Regions from separate parts of the Homo sapiens genome. Here all the other regions are linked to region 1. A link is a loop called in an ENCODE intact Hi-C map of the cell type or tissue named here. Cell type or tissue: Calu3. All regions are shown on one strand. Each heading gives the region's core, and the rest is flanking DNA. Links, peaks and the distances in the headings are about the cores only.

Region 1 (5,586 bases), core at 403-5,402:
GAAAGAATTTCAGCATTCGGGTGAGATCCCTGCTATGATTTTACCGAGGATTAAGTTGTTAGGGACTAGATATTAATTAACGCTGAGGGCCCCAATCCTTTCCTAATTAGCTCATGGAGTATAATTTGCCTGCAAATGCTACTGTTACAATCACCTTGAATTTGTCTGGAGCTCTCCTCCAGTGCGTCAGGTGGGATTTACCCCATTACATGAGCAGAAGGGAGGGGAGGGGCCAGGAGGCCTGGGCTCCACTCCCAGCCCCTGCTCCTGATTCATGAGGAAAGGGTCTTTTTCTGGCTTGTCGCCTACAATGAAGAAGTACTTAAGGGAAGGGATGCGATATGTCTGAGTAGCCCTTCTCAGCTGGGACACTGAGACCCATGCTGTTGGTGAACAGTCAACGCAGGACTGAGGATGAAAATACCTTAATGCCCATGCTCTTCTGGGTTCTCCACAACCTGAGAGATCTAAAGGACTTGCCTAGGGGAAGTCAGAGAGTTCTTCTATGGGGCTTTAACTTCAATTGTCCACAGGGCTCCTTTCTGAACAGCAGGAAATGAGGGCTTTTGTCAGTTTCTGTGACAGGTAGAACCGTGCACCCAGCAGTTCTCACCTGCTAGTAAACCCCAGGTGGGCCCCTCTGTCCTCTGACCAGTCCATCCCTATTCCCTGAAAACCATGTGGCCATCAATACTGGTTCATGCTCTACCTGCTCTAGAAATTCTTCTCTTCTGCTCACCACCTTCTCTGCCTAGCAAACTCCTACCCATCCTTTAGCACCTGATTCAAATGTCCCTTCTTTATTAATCCTTTCCAGATTGTCCCAGGCAGGGCTAATTAGGCCCTTCCCTAACTCTGCTTTTCATGAATCCTCTGTTCAAGCCTTTAGCTAACCTTGCTCTGCAAGATGGCTGTTAATGCCTTGGTCTCGCCTATCAGACAATGAACTTCTTAAAGGCAGGGGCCTGACAGTGTCTAATCAACTTGAAATCTGCACAGCCCAGAGCAGAGTAGGTGTCGAAGTTGGTTGAGCTTAGTTTATGTTTGGCTTGTACAGTGTCTTCAGGAAAGGGCTCCTGGTCCTTTGTCCCTGGTATGAAGAGGAAAACAGACTTTGAGAATAGGTGGGGCCCTGGTCCTTGGTGTTCTCTGGGGCTGTGAGGTCTGGATGCTCTTCTCAGCCCTGGCATAGGTGGTTAAGAGGGAGTCTTATATCCCCACCTTACCCTGGGCTTCTGGGCCCGGGGAAGGGGCAGGTTGAGAAGTCAAAGCCTGTATCTTTCTCTCTTTCTTTCTGAGATCCCTAACACAGACCTGGGCATACAAATGGGGTTTGGCAGGAGGAAATGAGGCTGCATTGCACTGTATCAATTGGCCATGATGCAACCCACAAAAAAGACTGAGAACAGTTGTTCAAACACAGGCCTATAGGCCAGTGATCTTGCCTGTAGCAACCTGGGCTAGAGACTGGGGATCAAAAGCAAGGGAGGTGCTGCTGACTGTGAATATAAACAGGTTCAAGAAGGGCTTAAAGAAATTCCTAGATGACAGATCCCTAGCAGGTAACAGGTCATTAATAACCATGAAAGATGATGATGGTAATAATAATAATAATTAATAATAATAGCTTCAAGGGAGCTTTCATACTTTTAAAAGCTTTTTTCCTACCAGTGTCTCATTAGATACTCACCACTGCTTTGGGGAGGGTGTAGATGCGCAGAAAGGTGAAAGGACTTGCCTGAGGCCACACAGCTTGTTCAGGTTGTTCAGGGCAAAGCTGGCACTAGATTCAAGGGGCGTTCCTGACTCCTTCCCCAGGACTTTCTTTGAGGGTGGGGTAAACTATTGATAGGAGATATTGGGTGTGTCCTGAGCCTAGAGCCTCATTCCTGTCCTCCTCTTCCCATTTCAATGGCCCCAGTCCTGCATCATCATACGGTTCCCGTAAACCCTTCATTCTAAGGTGTTCACCGTGGACAGCAGAAATCAGCGTCCTAGCCCTGTCACTGATTTGTCATGTGACACTGAGCAACAGTCTTCTGCTCTCTTCAGTTTTCCCATTTGTGCAAGGTGATGGTTGGATATTCTGGGAAGTTAACCTTTCAGATCCACTGATTCCTCTTGGTAAAATGGGATGGTGGAAGTACCTGTCATGAGGTGTAATTGACACATGCATGTAACCAGCTTAGCAATATGCCTGGCACAGAGTGAGCACTCAACATATGTAAGTTTTGGGCAATATCTGAGAGAATAGACCCCAAGGTGAGACACTCCAGGTTGTTATAGAACAGGCTGGGGAGAGAATTGTGTCGTCTTCGGGTGGTTGGTCTGCTGTTCCCCTGCTCAAGGGTTTTCAAGCTGGGTTCTGTGGACCCTATGGGCTTCTGGGGAGTCTTCCTCAACTTTCATCTTTGCAATGGTCCCTTAAAACATTTTTGGTGATCTGTATTCTTACTAGAATCTGGAAGGGGCTATTCTGTAAGCGGAGTGAGGCTTTAGAAGTTTTGTGAGTTCACCAGATGCATCCCATCTTAACTGTGTGAGAACATTTGTTCTGAAGCTAGTTTATCTTATTCTATCCTCGCATTGTCCTGTAATTTGCTCTTGAGAGGAGCACTTGTTCTAAATGACAATCAAGGTCCCCCTTGGAGAGTGAAAGGGGCCAGTGCTGCCACCTACAGACAGAAAGGTGATTAGATTCATTTCATAAAGAGCCTGGTTAAAGAGCAGCAGAAAAAGCAAGGAGAGCTTTTGTCAACAGCCCCAAAAGTCTCCCTCACCTTATTACCCTACTATTTAAAAATCTATCATGTTTACCACTATTATCTTCAGACATCTTACATTAACAGAAATCACTGATTGCAAACCAGGATGCATATAGTGCCATTTCCATTTGGGGGGCCACCACTGGAGCCCTGAAATCACCATGGCACCTTGTATAAGAGATGAGATGATTCTGTATCCATTTATTGATTGGCTCAGTACATATTGTATCATTGCTTTAGTACTGGATCAAAATTGTGAAGGTCTTGTATCTTTGCAGAATTTGCAAAACTTTGGCTTAACAGATTCCATTGGGATGGGATAATCTAAATGTAAGTACCAAGAATTGACCAAATGGGGAATTCTTACTCTTGAGGTTTAGTGAGCTCACAGGAGTTTCCTCCAGAGTTTTCTTAGGCCAGTAGGCAGATGCAATCTGTCCAGTGTGGGGAGCCAGGAAGAGAGATCTGATCTCTGCAATTCAGGGCTCATGGTGAATTTGAGATTTACTGCCAACTTTCCTTGGCCACAGAGATTGTGAACAGGAAGTGAAACTTGGGCCAGACAGCCTGGGGGTGCAGAGCTAATATAGACTGAGGAAGGCAAACATGTATAGATCATTCGCAGGGCAACCCATGCTAAAGCATCACTACAAATCCACTTATCAAATGTTTTCTCCATTCATCAAAGGAAAAAACAGGAGCTCAGAGTGGGGAACTGCCCTGTGCAAGGCCCCCAGCAGATGGAGAATGGAGTCAGGACCAGAATCCAGGCCTTCTGACTCCTTACCATATGCTTTCCAGGGAGACTGGCCTCCTAACCCTTCATTCCCTGTAGACAACCTGACATTGCAGGTCCTTCTCCACTTCAGAGTTTATAGCTAGTTCTCTTGAAGACCCACCTGAAGTAGCAGTCATGGATACAGACACAGGACAAAGGTTCAGGAGCCCCCAGAGTTCTCTCAAACATTGTCTCTACTCAGATGCTCCTGATGCCTCCTGTTCACAGTAGGTGACCTCCTGGAATAGGGCCTGGCTCCCTACCCAAAACTCCCTTTCCTGGAGGGCTATGGAGATGAAGCTTAATCTTTAATGAACTGGCTTTCAGTTTAACGGCTCCCTTGGCAATGATTAATACCCAGTGACCTAGTCTGGCATCTAGTGAACCTGACCAGGCCTGACTCAGGAGAGTGTTGGTGGCCTTCAGGCCCAAGTGTGGGCTCATATGCAGGTGGAAGAGGCTTGACAAGTGCTGGAATGGCTTCCTACCTAAGAATATATTCTCTGTCCTGTGCCTGAAATTCTGTTATTTAGGTGGTCATTCCTCAGACGTAGGGTATCACAAATGTACCTGGCAAGAGGAGCTAGTCACATAAGTTGTGTTTCAAATACTCCTTGGGCTGTCGTTTGGCAGTTCTGGTGTCCAGCAGCTCAGAAGAATTACAGGATTCATGACTTTTAATCCCAGGTTAGCAAGCTGATGAAATATCACCGGATCTGCAGTGAAATTAGACTGTAAGCTTCTTGTGGGCAAAGACAAGGGTCTGGAGATGTATAGGGAGAGAACACAGATTTGGAGCTGGAAAGGCCTTGTTGCAAAGTCCAGCTCTGATAGTCACTAGCTGTGAGGACTTGGGCAAGCCTCCCTAAGCCTCAGCTTATTTGTCAACCAAATGGAGAAAATAATACCTCTCTCTAGACTCTTCAGAGAATGAAATGAGAAAGTATATGTAAAGTGTCTGATTATTACAGAGACACAGACTTAAGCCAGGCACAGATGCTGTTCCTTCCTTCATTTTCTCTCCTCTTAAGTTTGACTTAGCTGACCCTTTGTAGTGAGGAAGAGAAGATCTCTGGTTCATCTGGGGAGAAGAATTTTTCTTATGTACTTTGGGATTTTTACAAGGATGGCCTTTCTCTGTGAGACTGGACAGTTAGCCAGATGTCAAGGCTCCATCCTATCCTACCTGTTGAAGCATCTGGAACCATTGAGCAGGGCTGGGTCCATCGCCCTCAGTATCTCCTTGCCTCTTCTGATGATTATAAACATTGCAAACTGAGAAACTGCATTGGTCAGAGTCTGTCACAGTCTCCTGCCTCTGTTTTGCGTCTTGATACCAGCCCGCATTAACCATGGGTCTGGCAGCAACTCCCTCCCTCTGCTGCCTGATGGATGCTCTCACACGTTGGCACCTCTGGCATGGTGTGGAGATGTGGCATTTCAGTTCCCTGCCTAGGCTACTGCAGAGTTTGTATCCTTCATCTTGAGAGGCATGACCAGGAGGGACACCAAATGGAAAGGTGCTATTCTTCCCTCTATGCTCCAGTGCCAGGTGGCACTGTCCCTGACTGCCTGAACGTGCCATCCTCTTTCATGTTCCTGTGTCTTCCTCTTCCTCTTGCCTCTGCCTGGAATGCCTTTCCTAGAAGCTCTGTCTGGAGAGCAGCTCATCATTCAGCTCAGGAACATCTGATGGGCAAGGACAAGGGTCTGGATGGGAGAGATGTGTGGGAAAAGAACACAGATTTGGAGCTGGAAAGGCTTCAGTGCAAAGTCTGGCTCCAATAGTCACTACTTTCCACTACTCTGTGTGTATCTATTTACCTGCCCATCCCTCTTACAGTCTGGAGGCTCCACGAGGAGCCCCCCAGTCCTGGCCTGGAGCTCAGTGCCCAGGACTATGTTCCTGGGACTGCTGAGATGAAGTCATGTGTGAAGGCAGGAAAGTAGCTTCTGTGACCTCCCTCATGAAGACAGATCGGGAGCTAGGGTTGGAGGTCAGGCAGGCTGAGCAGGGGACCACAAAGCCCCCAGCAGAAGCCA
Region 2 (5,586 bases), core at 267-5,266, 320 kb before region 1:
TTCTGCATCCCTGCCTCCTGCAACAAGTAAATTCAGAATAAGCAAAAATAATAGTAGAAGAAGTGGCCATTCTTATCTTTCTCCTGGATTTCAGTGATAGTCCTTTTGTGACATTAAAGCTGATACTGCTTTTCCTTATCCCAAGGAAGATCTACTTAGGAACATCCATCCATTTCCACTCTATTTTGCATTTTGTTTCTTTTTCATCAAGAATTGTTAAGTTCTGTAACATATCTTGTCATTGTCCCTGGGGATCATCATCTGATTTTTCTTCTTTGCTCTTTTAATATGATGAATAATAGTAGATTTCCTAATATTGACCTATCCTTACATTGTGAAATGAATCCCACTTGGAAATAGTAGTATTCTTTTAATGTTCTTCTGTATCCTGATTGTTAATATTTTAATAAAGATTTTGCATCTAAATCTCTAAGTGAGATTACCCTGTAGTTTTCTTTTTGTTTTTGTACAGTATTTATTGTTTTTTTCTAACATTATGGTCCATTTTTGAAAGATGTTTTGAAGATTTCCTTATTTTTTTCTATGCTCTTGAACAATTCAAATAATATCAGCGTCACCCCATCTGGGACCATGTGTCTGTGTGTGTGTTTAATATTCACAATAACTCTACAAGGGAAGCATTATTATTGTCTTCATTATGCAGTTGAGGAAACCAAGGCCCCAAGCAGTTTCTTGCCCAAAGTCACATAATGAATTAGTGGGGATGACACTTGATTCAGGGTCAAGTCAGACTCAAGGTCAGGTCAAACTCAAAGTCAAACTTCTATTTCCCTTATATGCTCCTTCATGCAGCCACTCTCAAGACAGAGAATGTGGGGCTTGCAACAGACAGATCTTGAGACAACATCTCAGTTCTGCCACTTTCCAGAAGTGTGCCCTTGAACAGATCACTTCACCACTTGACATATGTGTTCCGTTCTCTGACAAATAGGTATAATAATGTCCTCTTCCTCATGGGGTTGCTGTGAGGATGCAATGGGGCAGGATACGAGCAAGAACCTAGTGGAGAAGGATTCACATTCAGCAAGTCTTCAATGCTCACCCACCGTATGCCTGGTAATGCCCACAGGGTGTGGAGAGGAGACATGGCCTCAGCCCCTGCTCCTCTGTAATTGCACAGCCACCACACAGGGTGGTCGCTGTGGCATATCTTAAAGTGGTGGGAGTTGGGGAGGAGCAGTCACACCTGCAGTAACAGCTTTCACACAATTGTCCCCAGTGTTTGATTTGCTCCTCTCAGTAGACTGTGATGCTCTGTGGCAGGCCCAGTGGTTGAGATATGTTCCCTAACGCTGGGATCCAATCACATTTCTAAGTACCGAGGAGATGTTGGCTGAGCCCAGGGCAATGGGAAGACATTTGTGATTCCTTCTTGACCTTGAATCTGGTGGGTCTCAGAAGACCTCGAAACTCTCTATCCCCAGAGTAGAAAAAGTCCAAAGACTTCCCAGTTTGATAATGAGCTTTATAGACTATTTGGAGAACCATTTCCCCACTAATGCAATACAATTGTATTAGCTTTAGTTTTCATGTGGTACCTTAGGCCTCTCAACTTGTTCATCCTACATATGTGCTATTATATATGCTTTGACCTGCGTCTCCCATTCTCTCTTCCCTTCTCTACCTGTAGTAACCACTGTTTTATTCTCTGAAAGAACCATCTTAATACAGATTTATTTCATATTTTTAAATATTTCTTTTCTTTCAGATTATTCTAGTATTTTTTAGGTTTATTCTAATTTTTCATTGTAAATGAAACACAAGCTCATTACATTTTCGGGAATAAAGAAAAATAAAAAATGAATTCCGCAGAACAACCATTAAGAATATTTGAGACTATTCTCTCATAATCTTTCCACACATGTATTTTTATTTTACACAATTGAGATAATACTTCCTACACAAGTTGTAAACTGTTTTCCTACCCCCAAATTAGCTCAAAACTAAGTCCTCACGTTATTATACAGCACTTACATGCATTATTTTAGTGGCATACTATTCAAGCAAGTGGATGTGCTATAACTTAGTCTTCTACTGTTGGGCAGGTTGGTTGTTTCTACATGTTTGCCATTACATGCAGTGATGGATTGTGCTTTCTTATTCATGAACCTCTGCCCACATGATGAAATTACCAGACCAGTTTTTGAGGCATTCAGTCCAAACTGCCAGAACAATGCCTGTGGGTTTAGAAAAGCAATAGTAGCTGAGAATAAGAGAAATACTTGTTTCCTTTCACATGCCTTCTCTCATAACTGTAAGTTCCTCTTGATACCTTGCATGGGGTCTTAAATATTGTTGTTACTCATGAAATATTTGCTGTATTGTAATACCAATTGGAATTATTAGCTAAAGTTGAGAAGAGAAAAACAGAACTGGAGAGAAGAAGGGAAAGACAGGTAGATCAAACATTAGAGGGAAATACTTTGAACCACATCTGTCCCTCTCTCTGCCCTGCTGCAGTTTTCTGTTTTAAAGTCTCCACTAGGCACTTAGGGAATTGTAGAAACGGTAATACATTGAATCCAGGAAAATGAAGTGTGAAGACCCAGAGATGTGCTCAGAACATAAGGTGGAGGGGCCAAGGCAGAGTTGGGCCGCACTAGGCTGGACAGCGGTCAAGGGCTCTGGGGTTGGCCCATCTCATAGATGAACTCTAGGTGGCGCTGTGGCCACAAAAGTTTTGGGCTGAGGAATTTTGGCAAAGCTGTTAGGAATCTGTGGGTGGGAGCGAGGAAGGGAGAGAGGTAAAGAAAGAATAGTGGACTGGAGTGAAGGAGACACACACACACACACACACACACACACACACGTAGATGGGTGGGGGGGTGGGGGTGGTGGTGGCAGGAATAAGTGAATGGCTCAGACAGTGCTTGGTCCAGAAGAGAGAAAATAAACTGAGGGATCATCAAATTCATTCATTTACTTAATATAAGCATTGATCAAGCCCCATCTTGTGCCTGTCGCTGGGACAGATGGTGGGGATAAAAGGGCGCTTGAGCAGCCACCTCCCTGAGGTCCTGTGGCTTATGAGAAGTGAGTGTGATGGCCATCCATTAGCCCCCAGTGAATCAGTAGTGGCAGACTTGAGATGGACCCTGAAGAAAGAAAAGGGGGCCTATGAAGGGCTGTGATGAGGAAGTGACCTGGTTTTGTAGAGAAGGAAGGATTGCAGAGATGGTTGCCCAGTGGAAGGTACTAAAGGTGAGATCTGAAGGTAGCCAAGACTGAACCGGGGAGAGAGGATTGCCTGCAGGCTTGGCATGTTCTGCTCTGCTCCTTCTTTCATGTAGGAAGCATGTTGGGGCAGTGTCTGGCCTGCCTTCTAGAGTTTATCCAGAGTTTGTACCCTCTTTGCTCCTATTATTGTAGTTCAGTGGGCATATAGAAGTGATTCTGCAGGAATATGTTTGCTCTGCTGACCCAAATGCTCACCTGGGTGCATCACCCAAAGGACTTGTGTTGGGATAAGTTTTAGGAAGTATGATTGTGGCCATACATCAAAGCAGCCTTTTCAATCTATATTCACCAGTACTGAGGCTGATATTTTTATCTCCTCCTATATGATTCACATATCTGTCTCTCTGTTGGTTTTGAATGGAAGAGATGAGTGTGAATTATTGCCTTAGAGACAGCTAAATGCAGATGTCAGCTAGGTCTGAAACTTGGACAAGAGGTCTCTCTGGACCAGAGAGATAAATGTGAGTCACCAGTGAGAGATGGGAATGGAGGAGAAGAGAAGAGGTCTTAGGCTGAGCCATGGGGAGCTCCAACATTGAAAGGCTGGGAACAGGAAGATGATCTTACCAAGCGATCAAATGAGGGAGAGTAGAAATAAATTCAGGAGGAGGTGTCACTGAAGCCTGTAGAAGAGGGTGTTTCCACATGATTATCTCAATAGGCACAGAATAGGCTTTCAATAAAATCCAACACCGCTTCATGTTTAAAACACTCAATAAACTAGGTATTGAAGGAACATACCTCAAAATATCAAGAGCCATCTATGACAAACCCACAGCCAACATCACACTGAATGGGCAAAAACTGGAAGCATTCCCCTTGAAAACTAGCACAAGACAAGGATGCATTCTCTCACCACTTCTATTCAATATAGTATTGGAAGTCTTAACCAGAACAATCAGGCAAGAGAATGAAATAAGGGACATCCAAATAGGAAGAGAAGAAGTCAAACTATCTGTTTGCAGACAATGTAATTATATGTGTAGAAAACCCCATGGTCTCAGCCCAACAGCTCCTCCAGCGGATAAACAACTTCAGCAAAGTTGCAGGATACAAAATCAATGTACAAAAATCACTAGTATTCCTATATACCAACAATAGCCAAACCGAGAGCCAAATCAGAAAGGCAATCCCATTCACAATTGCCACAAAAAGAATAAAATGCTTAGGGATACAGCTAACCAGTGAGGTGAAAGATTTCTACAATGAGAATTACAAAACACTTCTCAAACAAATCAGAGAAGACACAAACAAATGGAAAAACATCCCAGGCTCATGGATAGGAAAAACCAATATCATTAAAATGGCTACTGCCCAAAGCAATTTACAGATTCGATGCTATTCGTATCGAATTACCAATGACATTCTTCACAGAACTAGAAAAAAAATTTAAAATTCATATAGAACCAAAAAAGAGCCCGAATAGCCAAGGCAATCCTAAGCACAAAGAACAAAGCTGGAGGCATCATGTTACCCAACTGCAAACTATACTATAAGGCTACAGTAACCCAAACAGCATGGTAGGGATACAAAAACAGACAGATAGACCAATGGGACAGAATAGAGAGCCCAGAAATAAGGCCACACATCTATGACCATCTGATCTTCTACAAAGCTGAAAATAACAAGCAATGGAGAAAAGACTCTCTATTCAATAAATGGTACTGAGATAACTGGCTAGCCATATGCAGAAGATTGAAACTGGAACCCTTCCTTATACCTTATACAAAAATCAACTCAAGATGGATTAAAGGCTTAAATGTAAAACCCCAAACTATAAAAAACCTGTAAGACAACTTAGGCAATACCATCCTGGACATAGGAGCAGGCAAAGATTTTATGACAAAGACATCAAAAGCAATCACAACTAAAGCAAAAATTGACAAGTGGGATCTAATTAAACTTAAGACCTCCTGCACAGCAAAAGGAAACTATCAACAGAGTAAACAGACTACTTACAGAATGGGAGAAAACATTTGCAAACTATGCATCTGACCAAGGTCTAATATCCAGCATCTATAAGGAACTTAAACAAATTTTCAAGAGAAAAAAAAACCCATTAAAAAGTGGGCAAAAGACATGAACAGACACTTTTCAAAAGAAGACATACATGTGACCAACAAGCATATGAAAAAAAGTACAATATCACTGATCATTAGAGAAAAGCAAATCAAAACTACAATGAGATACCATCTCACACCAGTCAGAATGGCTATTACTATTTAAAGTAAAAAAAAAAAACAACAGATACTGGGGAGATTGTGGAGAAAAGGGAACACTTATACACTGTTGGTGGGAGTATAAATTAGTTCAACCATTGTGGAAAGC
Region 3 (5,586 bases), core at 267-5,266, 110 kb before region 1:
CTATAGTTTTTCCTTTTCCAGAATGTCATATAAATGAATCATTTTTCGGTCTGACTTCTTTTCATTCAGCACCATGCATTTGAGATTCATCAATGTTGGGCCTGTATCAGTAGTTTTTTTCCTTTTGTTGCTGAGCAGTATTTCATTATTTGGATACACCACAGTGTGTTGTATTGTCTCCCCAGTTTAGGGATATTTGGGTTGTTTAAATTTGGGGTAGCTACAAAGAAAGCCACTATAAACATTTCTGTGTGAACAGAGGTTTTGATTTCACTTGGTTAAATACCTGCAAGTGGGATTTCTGGATGTGGTAAGTGTATGTTTAATGTTATAAAAACTGCAAAACTGATTTCCAGAGTGGTTGTACCATTTTGCATTCCCAGCCACAATGTACAAGATTTGTAATAGCTCCTTAATCTCATCAACCCTTGCTATTATCGGTTTTAATTGTAGCCACTGGATTAACTGTACTGTAGTACTCCACTGTACTTTTACTTTGCATTTTTCTAATGACTAAACATGTTAAGCATCTTTTATTATGGTACTTACTTGCCATTCATATATCTTCTTTTGAGAAGTGTTCAAATCTTTTGCTTATTTAAAAAATTGTATTTGTTTTCTTATCATTTAGTTTTGAGCATTCTTTATATATTCTAAAGACAAGTTCTTTATCAGATATGTAATTTGCTTTGTCTCTGATCTTAGGGGAAAGTATTTTATTTTCACCATTATATATGATATTGCTTGTAGGTTTTTTGTAAATGTTCTTTATCAGATAAAGTTCTCTTCTAGTCCTAGTTTACTGAGAGTTTTTATCATGAGCAATATTGAATTTTGTCAAAGGCCTTTTCTGCATCTAATGAGATGATCATATGGGTTTTTCTTCTTTAGTCTACTGATTTAAGAAATTACATTGATTGATTTTTGAACATTAAACCAGCCTTGTATTCCCAGGATAATTCCTGGGTCATATTGTATTATCCTTTTTATATTTTGCTGGATTTGAATGACTAATAATTTTGTTGAGAGTTTTTGCATCAATTTAATGACACAAGGGGTTTTGGTCTATAGTTCTCTTATAATTTCTTGGCCTTGTTTTGGTATCAGGATAGTCCTGGCCTTATAAAGCTGGGAAGTGAGTTAGGAAGTGTTCCCTCCTCTACCCTCTCAAAATTTTATATTTTGTCCTTTCACTATTCTTTGTAGTCTTTTTCATCTGTGTTACTAGTTTTGCTAATTCAGTTTGCTTCAGAGACTCAATTGTGCTACACACAATAGCTCAAGGTGATGAAAAAAGACAAGTAAGACTAGGTTTTTTTTTTTTCCATATGGAGGTAAAGAGAAATAATAATAATAGGTACCTACCCTTTATTGAGCTCCTGGTCTTTTCCATGCATTTTACTCATATGAACACCAAACCTTTGTTGCAACCCTGTTATGCCAGCTTTAAGCATTTTAAGGATGAGAAAGTTTAGGCTTAGAAGAGGGAAGTAGCCTGTCTAAAGTCACATTATTCTCAAAAGCAAGAGCTGTGGTTTGAAGCCTGGTTCAAAGCTTATGTTCTTCCCACCTTATTTTGTCATCTCTACTAATGCTTATGAACACCTACTAAGTGCCATCTATTTTAAATCTTTTATTTCTTGTCACTGTTAATCACTGCAACTTTATGAGATTTGTGCTACTTTCTCCCACGTTAACAGCAAGGAAATTAAGATTCAGAAAGGCCAAGGACCTCACCCAAGGTTGGTCAACACTGTTAGGCACCAAACACCCAGGAGTGATGGGGCAGGAGGTAATTAGCATAATGGCGTCATTAACACATACAATATATAACTCATACAAAGCAGCTTTGCAGAGTGCCACAACTGAGGCATAAACAGAGAGGCTGAAGGCAAGGAAGAGATTAATTATGACTTGGGCACTCCTAGAAAGTGTACAGGAAAGAGGTCAAGCAGCCAAGACCAGAAGACATGGTTGGAGGAGTTCGGGCGTCAATTGAGTTAAAAATCTTGGTAAACAGCAAAGGATGGCCATGGCCCATAGAGTGAATAAAAGCCAAAACAAGGAGGTCATGCAGCTAGATTTTCCAGTGTCATGACGCTGATGCTGAGCAGAGCTGACATGCACTAACACAGGAATAGCTCACATCTGCAGAGCACTTGCCTTCCAACACATTATCTCCCGCAGCTCACAGGGTGATTACCCGCACTTTATAGGTGAGGAAACCGAGGCTCAGAGGGTAAAGCCCCTGCTGGTGACTATACACAACCTATCAGAAGCTCCAGGCCTAGACCTGATTCCTAGTCCAGTACTCCTTAAGACAGAAAGTCAAGCACAGAGCAGCCCAGGTGTCATGAATCTGAATGAAGCCAGATAAGTACCCCAAAAGGCTCTGAGACTTTTGGTGACATGGACTCTTAAATCTGTGGCAACAAAAATTCTGGAATTTGGGGGGCCGTGGGCTTTGGAATCTTGAGGTCAAAAGGTCTGAAATTCTAATGACGCAGGCCGTAAAATCTTAGGGTCAAAGATTCCAAAATAGTGCTAATAGGCTCTGGGACAGTGGGGATAGAGAGACTTGGGCATGTAGGCAAAGGTGCTGTTATCCTGAGGGCATATCCTGAGTGATGGCTTGCCAGGGATGTCCTTTAGGGGGAGCAGACAGACCAGCTAAAGGCCAATAAGCAAAATGGCTTTGCAAAAGGTACAAGGAGTCTAGTCAAACATTAAACTTCCCAATCAGGCCGGAACTGTCACCCCAGCAAACCTGCTGTGCTTAGAGCACCTGGTGGTAAACACACCTATCTCAGGTTGTTAACTTTTTACCTCTTCTTGCCCCTGGAGACAGGAGACAAAAGACAGGAGTTGAGGGTCGAGTACAGCCTTCAGATTTAAACCTCGAATGTCTAGACCTCCCTATCTCTTTCCAACCCTTTAGGTTTAAAAAATCAGACCATATTTTCATTTTCAAGAGAATGAGGGAGAGGAAATGCAGCTCCAAGACCTCACCCCAAATTCTTTTCTTTGCACTTGGTTTATTGAGAAGAATACAAAATTCTTACCCCTCCATAAGCTTCTAAGACCGTCCCAAGTGACAAATAAGATGACCTTTCTCTCTCCTTAACCTCAGTATTCCTCCTTCAAAATTTCAAGATGTTTCCCTTCCACTTAGTTCCTTACACCCGCCACTTCTGTGCATCTGAATCATCTCTCTCACCACCCTCTCGCCAAGCCTCCTCATCACCCCTCTCTCACTTTTAGTCTCCATCTTTCTGTCCCTACATTTCCAGCTCCCATGACTTTGCTAAGTTTTTAAATTAAATCCTCATGACAAATCTATAAGACTAATACACTGACATTAACCATATTTTATAAATAAGAAAACTGAGGTTCAAGGGGGTTACGTGACTAACATAAGGGCACACGGGTTGTAAATGTCAGAGCTGAGTTCAAACAATAACTTTAATGCTATTACTAATAATAGTAAAATTGCTAATACATAGTAAGAGTAACTGCAATTAATGCTACTATGATGCATGCTGTGGGACAGACACTATTCTAAGCACTTTTAAAATATTAAAGTAATTTTTGAGGGTGATATGGCTATTATTATTCTCATTTTACAGATGAGGAAACTGAGGCCCAGAGAGCTGAGTAAATTGCCCAAAGTCTCAAAGTTCTGTTTGACTCTGAAGCCTGTGAAGCCTGGTCACTTCCCTGCCCAACTCTATTGGCCTCTCCCATCAGTCCACTCTATGATTGTATTTTCTTTTCTTTCTTTTTTTTTTTTTTTTTTTTTTTTGAGACAGGGTCTCACTCTGTCACCCAGACTGGAGTGCAGTGGTGCGATCTTGTCTCACTGCAACCTCTGCCTCCCGGGTTCAAGTGATTCTCCTGCCTCAGCCTTCCAGGTAGCTGGGATTACAGGTGCGTGCCACCATGGCCAGCTAATATTTGTATTTTTAGTAGAGACAAGGTTTCACTATGTTGGCCAGGCTGGTCTTGATCTCCTCACCTCAAATGATCCACCCGCCTCATCCTCCCAAAGTGCTGGGATTACAGGTGTGAGCCACTGTGCCCAGCCTATGATTGTACTTTCTAGGCTATGGTTCTTCGGATCTGTGTCCCCAAGGTCCCAGAAACTTTCTAGAGAAAATAATACATTTTTCTGAGAAAAAGTCCCTGAAAATCAAGACACAACATTTCAGATTTCATTCATTCATTCACTCATTCAAAAAATAAACATATTTACCAAGCTCCTAGGATGTACCAGGCATGGAGCCTACATTCCAGTGGGAGAGACAAAACTATAAGAAGGAGGCAACTAAGTGCCAAGATTTCAGGAAGTGACAAATGGTGTAAAGAAAGGAGAGAGAGGTAGGCGGGGCACAGTGGCTCACGCCTGTAATCCCAGCACTTTGGGAGGCCAAGGCAGACGGATCACGAGGTCAGGAGATCGAGACCATCCTGGCTAACACTGTGAAACCCCATCTCTACTAAAAATACAAAAAAATTAGCCGGGTGTGTGGTGGGCGCCTGTAGTCCCAGCTACTCGGGAGGCTGAAGCAGGAGAATGGTGTGAACCTGGGAGACAGAGCTTGCAGTGAGCCGAGATCGGGCCACTGCACTCCAGCTTGGGCGATAGAGCAAGACTCCGTCTCAAAAGAAAAAAAAAATAATAATAAAAAGAAAGAAGAGAGAGGTAAGGTGTTCAGAAGCATGGGCAGCAGGAAATCATGCAAATCTAATGGACCCTTTATCTGTCCAGGACCAGCCACATACACACATCAGAAGAGAGCTCTGTGCAGATGAGCTCAAGTATAAAGGCCCAAGACAGAAATGAGTTTGATGAGCTGAAGAAACAGCAAAGTTAGAATGAGATCAGAATGGGAAAAGACAAGGGAGATGATGAAGCTGGAGAGGCAGACAGAGAGCACAGAAGGAAAACAGGGGCCAGGGGATGGCTCTGGATTATTCCACATGTGAAGAATGGCTTCAGCCAAGTCACAAGGGAAGTGAGAAGAGATGGCTGCAGACAAGCAAACAAGGAATGCTGAGCTCACCAACAGAGGCTGCCTCGGTCACTCTCAGCCTCTGCTGATTCACTCGTCTTTGCCTCTACCAGAGTGGTGGAAAAATGTGTCCCCAAATTTTCAGCCACCAACACCTCCCTATGTGAACTTGGCAAGTCGCTCAGCCCCTTGATGTCTCCTTTATTTTTTATCTGCAAAAAGGCAATGGAAACTCCACTGGCAGTGGTGAGGGGGCACTGGTGGGAAGGGTACTGATGCTCACCTGGGACCTGAACCCTTGGGCCTGCTTCCAGTAGAGAAGAGGGTTTCATTTCCGTGGGCACAGTGCCCCACACAGAGCAGGCCTTCAATGCATTTTTATGAACTAAATGTCCCAAACAGAGATCTGGAGGTCACAGGGGCATGGTGGTCCCAAAAGTCCTGCAGGGCATGGTAAGCCAGGCTGGACTGATGGGCTGAGACTTCAGGCGTCGACTCTCCTTTCCTCCCCAGCGCCAAGCCAAGCGGGCAGCAGCAGGCCCACTGCACCAGAGGCAGACAGGCAGGCGGGCAG

Evidence for each region. Hi-C counts contacts between places; a loop is a spot of excess contacts. Peaks named below come from ENCODE experiments on the same cell type or tissue, not always from the same donor. Only the 100,000 strongest peaks of a DNase experiment are listed, where the experiment ranks them.
Region 2: it touches region 1 in a loop (11-fold over the local background); 64 of 110 quality-filtered maps call a loop at or near these places.
Region 3: it touches region 1 in a loop (14-fold over the local background); 12 of 110 quality-filtered maps call a loop at or near these places.

Annotation. Positions count from the first base shown.
Region 1 is chr1:48,058,695-48,064,280 of GRCh38, forward strand. The region is part of intron 4 of LINC02794 (long intergenic non-protein coding RNA 2794); the gene reads left to right. Among named protein-coding and RNA genes, the nearest start is that of LINC02794, 12 kb to the left of the region's middle. RefSeq lists an enhancer at 2,347-2,891. In Calu3, for the core only: no CTCF peak of the experiment used is centred there; a DNase peak (open chromatin) is centred at 2,677.
Region 2 is chr1:47,736,103-47,741,688 of GRCh38, forward strand. No RefSeq gene overlaps it. Among named protein-coding and RNA genes, the nearest start is that of LINC01738, 50 kb to the left of the region's middle. In Calu3, for the core only: a CTCF peak has its summit at 2,682 (motif pointing right); a DNase peak (open chromatin) is centred at 2,689.
Region 3 is chr1:47,945,624-47,951,209 of GRCh38, forward strand. All of the region lies in intron 2 of TRABD2B (TraB domain containing 2B), which reads right to left. Among named protein-coding and RNA genes, the nearest start is that of TRABD2B, 49 kb to the right of the region's middle. In Calu3, for the core only: a CTCF peak has its summit at 2,639; a DNase peak (open chromatin) is centred at 2,668.